Regions from separate parts of the Homo sapiens genome. Here region 2 is linked to region 1. Evidence: read pairs that join two places in POLR2A ChIA-PET (ENCODE). Cell type or tissue: Panc1. All regions are shown on one strand. Each heading gives the region's core, and the rest is flanking DNA. Links, peaks and the distances in the headings are about the cores only.

Region 1 (4,776 bases), core at 1,191-3,690:
TAAAGGTCAACACTGTACATAGTCCATACTTATTAAAGATGTCTATTATCATATAATAAACTTTGAAATAGGGATTTCAATGGCCTAATAAAAAGACAGTAGGAAGCAGTTATATTTCTATCCTGCAGATAGAAGCTTCAGTTTCCCCATTAAGTGTAACATCTATTGGTATTGCTGGATCTAAAATAAATTTCTCTTAATTTTCTAGAATCCCTTCTAGTCTTTTCAACCTGTAGGTGGTGGTGTTGATATCTGTGTTAATGTGATTCCTACTGAAAATTGTAACTGTCCTAAACCTCAATTTATAAGCCTCAGATCCAGAAATAATTTAACTTTTAAGACTGATCTGCTTATTTGGTTATATGATAACCATTTGGTGAGTATGCCTTCTCCATCTCTTTAAAAAAATTTTTTTTTTTTTTTTTGTAGAGACGGGTCTCCCTTGTTGCTCAGGCTAGTCTCAATTCCTGGGCTCAAGGGATCCTCCAGCCTCAGCCTCCCACAATGCTGGGATTACAAGCATGAGCCAACACACCCAGCCAAACCTCCCTCACCTAACACTGTGAATCATTCTAGGACAACCAAAAAAAGCAACACCATGGTATCAGTCTGACATACAGTATCTCTTCTGTAATACCTCACACCCTCTATAGTGCTGTGGAAGCAGATTAATTTGATACTAGGAAGACACTGGTTTTTTCTTTTTTTTTGAGATGGGAGTCTTGCTCTGTCGCAGGCTGGAGTGCAGTGGCGCGATCTCGGCTCACTGCAAGCTCCGCCTCCCGGGTTGACGCCATTCACCTGACTCAGCCTCCCGAGCAGCTGGGACTACAGGTGCCCGCCACCGCGCCTGGCTAATTTTTTTTTTTTTGTATTTTTAGTAGAGACAGGGTTTCACCGTGTTAGCCAGGATGGTCTCGATCTCCTGACCTCGTGATCCGCTCGCCTCGGCCTCCCAAAGTGCTGGGATTACAGGCGTGAGCCACCAAGCCCGGCTGACACTGGTTTTAAGAACTTCCTTGAGGTCTGCTTTATTTATCAAGGGTTCTAAGTTAACTTTGCAAAAGTTACAAAACAGATTAATAGTTGTTAGCTTATGCTAACTCACTACTGGCCTATCTTTAAGTAAAGGGCTACCTGTTTTGGAACTCTGCCTTTCCTCCTCAGAGCTCTGTATCACATAGAAATGGCTTCCTTGTATAAAGCAACTTTAAGATTTTCTATTCAGGGTCTAGAAATAATTAGCTATAAATATTCAGACAGGTTGGTCATACTTGTATTTGGAGTAACAACGGCAGACAAAACTGGTGTGTACATCTTACAGACTGGTAGGAGATGCAAATTTTTCGTAAAATGCCAATTTAAGTTCTCTAAAATATCTTTCTAGGCTCGGCGTGGTGGCTTATGCCTGCGATCCCAGCACTCTAGGAGGCTAAGGCAGGTGAATTACTTGAGTTCAGTAGTTCGAGACGAGCTTGGGCAACATGGTTAAACTCCATTTCTACAAAAAATACAAAAAAATTAGCTGGGCATGGTGGCATGCAGCTATAGTTCCAGCTACTCAGGAGGCTGAGGCAGGAGGGATGGCTTGAGCCCAGGAGGTGGGGGTTGCAGGGAGCTGAGATCATGCCACTGCACTCCAGCCTAGGTGACACAGCCAGACCCTGTATCAAAACAAAACAATACCAATTAAAAAAAAAAAACCCTTCTGTTTAAATGAACATAGAACTCTATACAAAAGAGCCTTCTCGGCCGGGTGGGGTGGCTCACGCCTGTAATCCCAACACTTTGGGAGGCCGAGGCAGGCAGATCGAGACTATCCTGGCTAACACGGTGAAACCCTGCCTCTACTAAAAATACAAAAAATTGGCTGGGTGTGGTGACACGTGCCTATAGTCCCAACTACTCGGGAGGCTGAGACAGGAGAATCCCTTGAGCCCAGGAGGCGGAGGTTGCAGTGAGCCGAGATTGCGCCATTGCACTCCAGCCTGGGCGACAGAGTGACTCTGTCTCAAAAACAAACAAACAAAAAAGCCTTCCCTTCTCTCAGAAATCTACACGTTCATGTTTTGCAAGTACATCCCGGGGAAGAAGTCCCGCTATGGCTTTTCAGTAGGAAGTGGAATGGTTCCCTCAAAAGAGAACAGATGCCCTATGAGCTGTCACTGACCCTACTAGAAACTCTACTGCAAGCCCTACACCCTCATTGCATAACCCATAGTTGGGGACAGGAGTGCCAATTGTACACAGGGTGTGTGGGACCCTGTGGGGAATCTGAAGAAAGAAACTCTAATTTTAGAAAATCATCTGATGGGGCTGGGCGCAGTGGCTCATGCCTGTAATCCCAGCACTCTGGGAGGCCGAGGAGGGTGGATCACTTGAGGTCAGGAGTTTGAGATCAGCCCGGGCAATGTGGTGAAACCTCGTCTCTACTAAAAATGCAAAAATTAGCCAGGCATGGTGGCAAATACTTGTAATCTCAGCTACTCAGGAGGCTGAGGCACAAGAACCACTTTAACTTGGGAGGAGGAGGCTGCAGTGAGCCGAGATTGCACCACTGCACTCCAGTCCAGCCTGGGTGACAGAGTGAGACTCTGTCTCAAAAAAAAAAAAAAAAAAAAAAACTATATCTATCTATCTATCTATATCTATCTATCTATATCATTTGATGGGCAAACAGAAGACATGAAAAACCTATGAATATTCCTTTAGAAGAACAAAATACCAGTAGCATGCATAGAACATGTACATTTTGAGGGCAAATAAAGAGCTTTAGTGGTCAAGGAAAATAAAATCAAGCTACAAACCGCTCTCACTCTCCTATTGGTTGTAACATAAAGCTTTAGAAAAACAATTTTAGGTGCAAAGGAAGCAAGGAGCTAATTTCTAATTCCTGGAAAAACTGGCACAATGCATGCTTTAGAAAAGTGAGAGAGAGACCCTCTCTTCACTCACTAGGGTAACATACCTGCAGAGCCAGCTGAGAAAATATGCACAATATTGCTGTTAGGCACGAAAATGCCATTAAATTGCTCTTTGGCTTTGGAGTAACATGCAAAGTATACAGCCCTGTTAGAACAAAGAGAACATTATAAAGAAATCATCACAGTGCAACTTTATACGTCCCTCCAGAACACCTGAAAAATTTTCGGAAAATAAAATGGGAAAGATGCTGCCATGTACTAAAAAGCTTGTCCTCGCCTGTGCTAAAACCAAAACCTGCCACAGGCACGTTCAGGAAGCTCCTGTGTGTCCCTCCAGAAATGATTTAGTGGTGACAGAGGTGTTCAAAAATAATTGAGGAAAGTGAGATTTGGGGAAGACATCTACAAAGTCCTTTTACATTCTTCGTTCTGGATAAATGCTAATCCTTTAAGCTTCAACACATTGGAAGTTTTAATTTTTTTTTTTGTTTCTAGAATAGACCACACTTTTTCACCCTGTGCCAAAATGAGAATGTCAAACATAATTTGAACTGTTTTTGGGTGACTCGGGAACACACAGGAACAGCCATCATATCATACCTGTGTTTTCATAAAGGGCCCTTCCGCCACCCCCTGCCTTGACTACCGCAAAGTGGTCCCGTCACCCTTGTTTTCTCTTCACTTTTCCCCCTGCTGTCTTCCCTCTTGTTGGGGCTGGGAAATAGGAGCTACTTGGGATTTTTCCTGCTCTTTCACCAGCAATGCAGGGAAAATGTTTCTTTCTTCTGCTGGTCAATGAATCAATCATAGAATATATTTTGCAGTTTAGGATCTTAACTACTTATCATTGTTGTGTTTTAAAAGTCTTCCATTTCCCCTAATGGGTGAGGCAGTCAGGAATCTGCATCAGGTTACCAGGGTTACACTGTAGGAGCATTGCCTGTGAGCAGCGAGGGCTCTTCTCACTTTATTTACTACAGATGGGCAGTAGGTTTCCCATCTATGAATAAGGCACACCCCAGATCATCTCACAGACTAGTACTTTCTGTCTTTAAATACATCACACATACTTGCTACAAAATTCTAAAGGAACAAAAGCAGTAAAAAAGTCTGCCTTTTCATAACATCCCCAGGTGATCTGTGTTTTTTTTTTTTTTGAGATGGAGTTCTCGCTCTGTCACCCAGGCTGGAGTGCAGTGGCGTGACCTGGGCTCACTGCAACCTCCACCTCCTGGGTTCAAGCCATTCTCCTGCCTCAGCCTCCCGAGCAGCTGGGATTACAGATGCATGTCACCACGCCTGGCTAATTTTTGTATTTTTGTAGAGATGGGGTTTCACTATGTTGGCCATGCTGGTCTCAAACTCCTGACCTCAAGTAATCCGCCTGCCTCGGCCTCCCAAAGTGCAGGGATTATAGGTGTGGGCTACTGCGCCCAGCCGATTTATGTTTAAATTGGAGCACTGATCTGGAAGAATTCTATAAGCTTTTGGTCTTCACCCTATATAAGACAACATTCTCATTTTTGTTGTAAGACTTCATTTTCTCTTTTTTTTTTTGAGACAGAGTCTCGCTCTGTCGCCCAGGCTGGAGTGCAGCGATCTCAGCTCACTGCAAGCTCCGCCTCCCGGGTTCATGCCATTCTCCTGCCTTAGCCTCCTGAGTAGTTGGGACTACAGGTGCCAGCCATCACGCCCGGCTAGTTTTTTGTATTTTTAGTAGAGACGGGGTTTCACCGCGTTAGCCAGGATGGTCTCGATCTCCTGACCCCGTGATCCCCCGGCCTCGGCCTCCCAAAGTGCTGGGATTACAGGCGTGAGCCACCGCACCCGGCCAGACTTCATTTTCTTTCAA
Region 2 (3,528 bases), core at 791-3,290, 230 kb after region 1:
TACGAGGCTCAAGCAATTCTCCTGTCTTGGCCACCCAAAGTGCTCGGATAACAGGTGTGAGCCACCATGCCCAGCCTGGCAGAAGGGTATTTAAATAAAGGATGAGAATCCTGGGGAAGCTTTGGGGCCATCCCGAAGAGGGACATTATTTCTACAGTGATCTATCCCAAGACTTCCGATTATACTGTTTCAAAATTACAGATTTTAATTAGCCCCGTAAAAATGGGGCGGCTGTCTCTCTCTACTGACCCAGAACACAAGAAGAGAACAGCTGGTCCGTCCCCATACCCAGCCAGGTGGCAGCTGCACAGCAGCTCTGCATGTGGCAAAGGCCAGGTGAGGTGGCCCCATCAGAAACACCGGTGGCTGTTCCACCCCTGATAGACCAACGCCAGGGAAGAGGAGGAGGTGAGGAGGAATGAGGCACTGAGAGCAGACCCTGGGGGAGGCTGAGACAGGCCAGACTGCACAGCACCTGCCGGCAACCCCCCGATGGTGTTTCAATTAAAGCCACAACCCTGCAGACCCCACCTTCCCCCAAAATGCTTTCAGATCAATTGTTCCCGAGCCTTGCTTCCTCTAAAAATTACCTGTTTGTGGTGGTGTTTTAGGAAGAGGTCTGTTGAAGGAACGGCTACACCCTCTTTTGGGGATGTAGCCAAAGCGACTGGGGACAGACAGACAGAAAGGGCAGGTAAAGGATGCACAGAGGTGGGTCTGTCACCAGCGAGTGGCAGACACTCACCCACCTCCTTACACCCAGTTCCTCCACAGTGTGTCCGACTGACCCCAGAACAGTAAAACCATTGTTTTGCCCCAAGATGGGGAAAGAATGAAATTCAGGATGTGGAACAAGGTGACCTATTTATAAAGCCTCCTTTCACCTGAAGATCACGTAAGTTCCCTCCCTCTGCCGCCCCGTCTCACACATCAGTGGTGGCAGCCCAGGATTTTGCAAGAGAAACATGCCCCGAGCAATCTGCTATTTTATCAGAATCAATCTCTGCAGCCTGGCTCAGCCGCTGCCTGGGCTCTGCCCGCTCACTGGGGTTCTGTGCTCCCTCCAGCATCCTGAGCATGAGTGGCAGGGACACTCTTGGTGGTGGAAGGGCTCGGGGCATGCTCCGTGCTGGCTGGGCCATGGAGCCCCTGGCAAAGGGGCCACCACCAGCAGGGCTTGTGACACGTGGTTACCACCCTCCACCCCTCACCCTGCCAACTGCCAACTTGAGGAGGGACCCCTCAAGGAGGGATATAAAAATAAGTCTGTGCCCCTAGAATCAACAAAAAAGAACAGGATCCTTCTGGAAAGTTCTGACAAGTGATTTTGGAGAGAAAATCCCACACGGTCCAGAGCTCTAGTCCCTGACCTCAAAAGACCCAAAATGCACCTGCTGTAAACACCTATGGAAGGGCCCAGATGACTCACAGCACTTTCAGAGGGCTCGAATCAGTGGAGCCATGGCCTGGGAAACCAGCATGATAGTCAAACAGACTGAAAATTACAATATATCGCAGCTGTAGCTTAGTCAGGGTGGCGAGGACAACGGACTGTGCCTGATGCAGACGAGAAGCCAGTTCTTGAGGGACCCCAGGGACACACAGCAACCTTCCCAAAAGGTGACCCAGACAGCAGCAGACATGCCCTCCCACGGCAAGAGGAATAAAACGTGGACTATGGACCACCGACACTGCCTAGCCTCGGCGGGTAACACACTGGGCCCATCTGGTTCACACAGGAGGTGGGGCGCCCCCAAAGAGTGGAAGCAGAAAGGCAGGCCCAAAAGCAGCCCCACGGCCATCTCCAAGAAAAGAGCCACCAACAGGGTACCCACGGGGACAGGCTCAGAGACGCTGGTGCTCTTTGCCCTCCAACCCCCAGCAGCTCCCCAGAAGGCAGGAGACGGGGGCTTGAGGCAGGGTGGATCAGGTGGGCCCAGTGACTCCCAGGAGGAGGCTCTGCAGAGAAGCTGGTTCTCTGGAAGGGCCTCGCTCCAGCCTAGCCTCCTGTGGGACTCCAGAGTTCAGGGCTGCCTGGCCTGAGAGGAAGAGGCTGGAGTGCATCCAAAGTCTGCCACTTTCCCCCAACAAGGCAGTCTCTTGGACATAGGGGATCCGACCAAACCCAGGCTTTCAGGGTGCCAAGGCCTGAATGGGAGCCAGTGACACTCTGACCTCTCTCCATGGGATGTGCCAGCTGGCAAAGGTCACCTCTGGGAGTGGTCCTTGGGTCACCCTCATGTCCCTCCAGGGATAATGAGCAGCAGGCTGACCAGGAAAGGACCGGGGAAGGGATCTGAGGACTCAGGAAGCATCAACCCAGAGAGATTTCAGGGGCCACCACCCAGCCTACGTGACAGTCAGGGGGCCGGGCATCCACTCATCCGCCCCCTGAGGCCCAGGTGGCTGCCCTCAAACCACCTGGGGGAATAAGAATAAGAAGGGCAGCGTTCATGATGTCACCATAGAATTGCCTAATAAAGCTCCAGGCACAAAGTAAGAGCTTCATACATGCTGCTCCCTGCCCTCCTCCTGCCGCCTCTCAACACCTGAGGCTATCAGGGGACACCTGATAGCTTGGAATCGTGAATGCCAAGTGCAGGAGAGCGCTCAGCCAGGGAATGCCATGGCAGGTGCTGGCCCTACAACTCACAGGGGTGACCCAAGTTGCTCGGTCCCGTCACGAGACCCACAGGCCTCCCTCTGTCTGGCGGTGAGGAAAGGCAGATGGAAAGGCCCTGTTTTACAGGAGTGGTTCTCAAAGTGGGGTCCCAACCAGCAACATCAGTCAGCGTCACCTGGGAACTCAGAGATGCAAATTCCTGATCCCGTTAGACTTTCTGAATCAGAAACTCCACGGGGCAGCCTGCATTCTAATGAGCCCTCCAGGGAACTAGGATGAGGCCAGAGATTGAGAACCACTGGTTTCAAGGAATTATGGCTCAACAGTTTAGAATCTCAGATCCCTATTAAATGAAAACCATCAGGATTACACTTGTACCATAATTTTTAAAAACTTATCTTGGCCAGGTGCGGTGGCTCACGCCTGTAATCCCAGCACTTTGGGAGGCCGAGGTGGGCGGATCACAAGGTCAGGAGATCGAGACCATCCTGGCTAACACGGTGAAACCCCATCTCTACTTTTAAAAATACAAAAAATTAGCCAGGCGTGGTGGCAGGCGCCTCTAGTCCCAGCTACTTGGGAGGCTGAGGCAGGAGAATGGCATGAACCCAGGAGGCGGAGCTTTCAGTGAGCCGAGATCGCGCCACTGCACTCCAGCCTAGGCAACAGAGCGAGACTCTGTCTCAAAAAAATAAAAAACAAAAAACCTGCTAATGGGAAGGATCTCTGTACAAGAGCACAAGGGAAAAGGTTTCCCATGTCAAGTGAAAAAAAGGTCACAACTGCATCTGCCGTGAGACTAAAACCTAGAAAAAACTGTATCGGCATACTCAGGAAAGAGGTAGAAAGGAGCCCGGAGAAATGAAAATGTCGCTGTGTTTAGAGTGATGAGCTTATGAATTCCC

What was found. Peaks named below come from ENCODE experiments on the same cell type or tissue, not always from the same donor. Only the 100,000 strongest peaks of a DNase experiment are listed, where the experiment ranks them.
Region 2: POLR2A ChIA-PET joins it to region 1 with 5 read pairs; 2 of 35 experiments call an interaction of 5 or more read pairs at or near these places.

The regions. Positions count from the first base shown.
Region 1 is chr1:9,568,551-9,573,326 of GRCh38, reverse strand. SLC25A33 (solute carrier family 25 member 33) reads right to left here. Exons shown (of 7, transcript NM_032315.3): 4 at 2,969-3,069. Among named protein-coding and RNA genes, the nearest start is that of TMEM201, 18 kb to the left of the region's middle. In Panc1, for the core only: no CTCF peak of the experiment used is centred there; no DNase peak of the experiment used is centred there.
Region 2 is chr1:9,343,584-9,347,111 of GRCh38, reverse strand. The region is part of intron 1 of SPSB1 (splA/ryanodine receptor domain and SOCS box containing 1); the gene reads right to left. Among named protein-coding and RNA genes, the nearest start is that of SPSB1, 52 kb to the right of the region's middle. In Panc1, for the core only: no CTCF peak of the experiment used is centred there; no DNase peak of the experiment used is centred there; H3K27ac peaks cover 1,037 bases.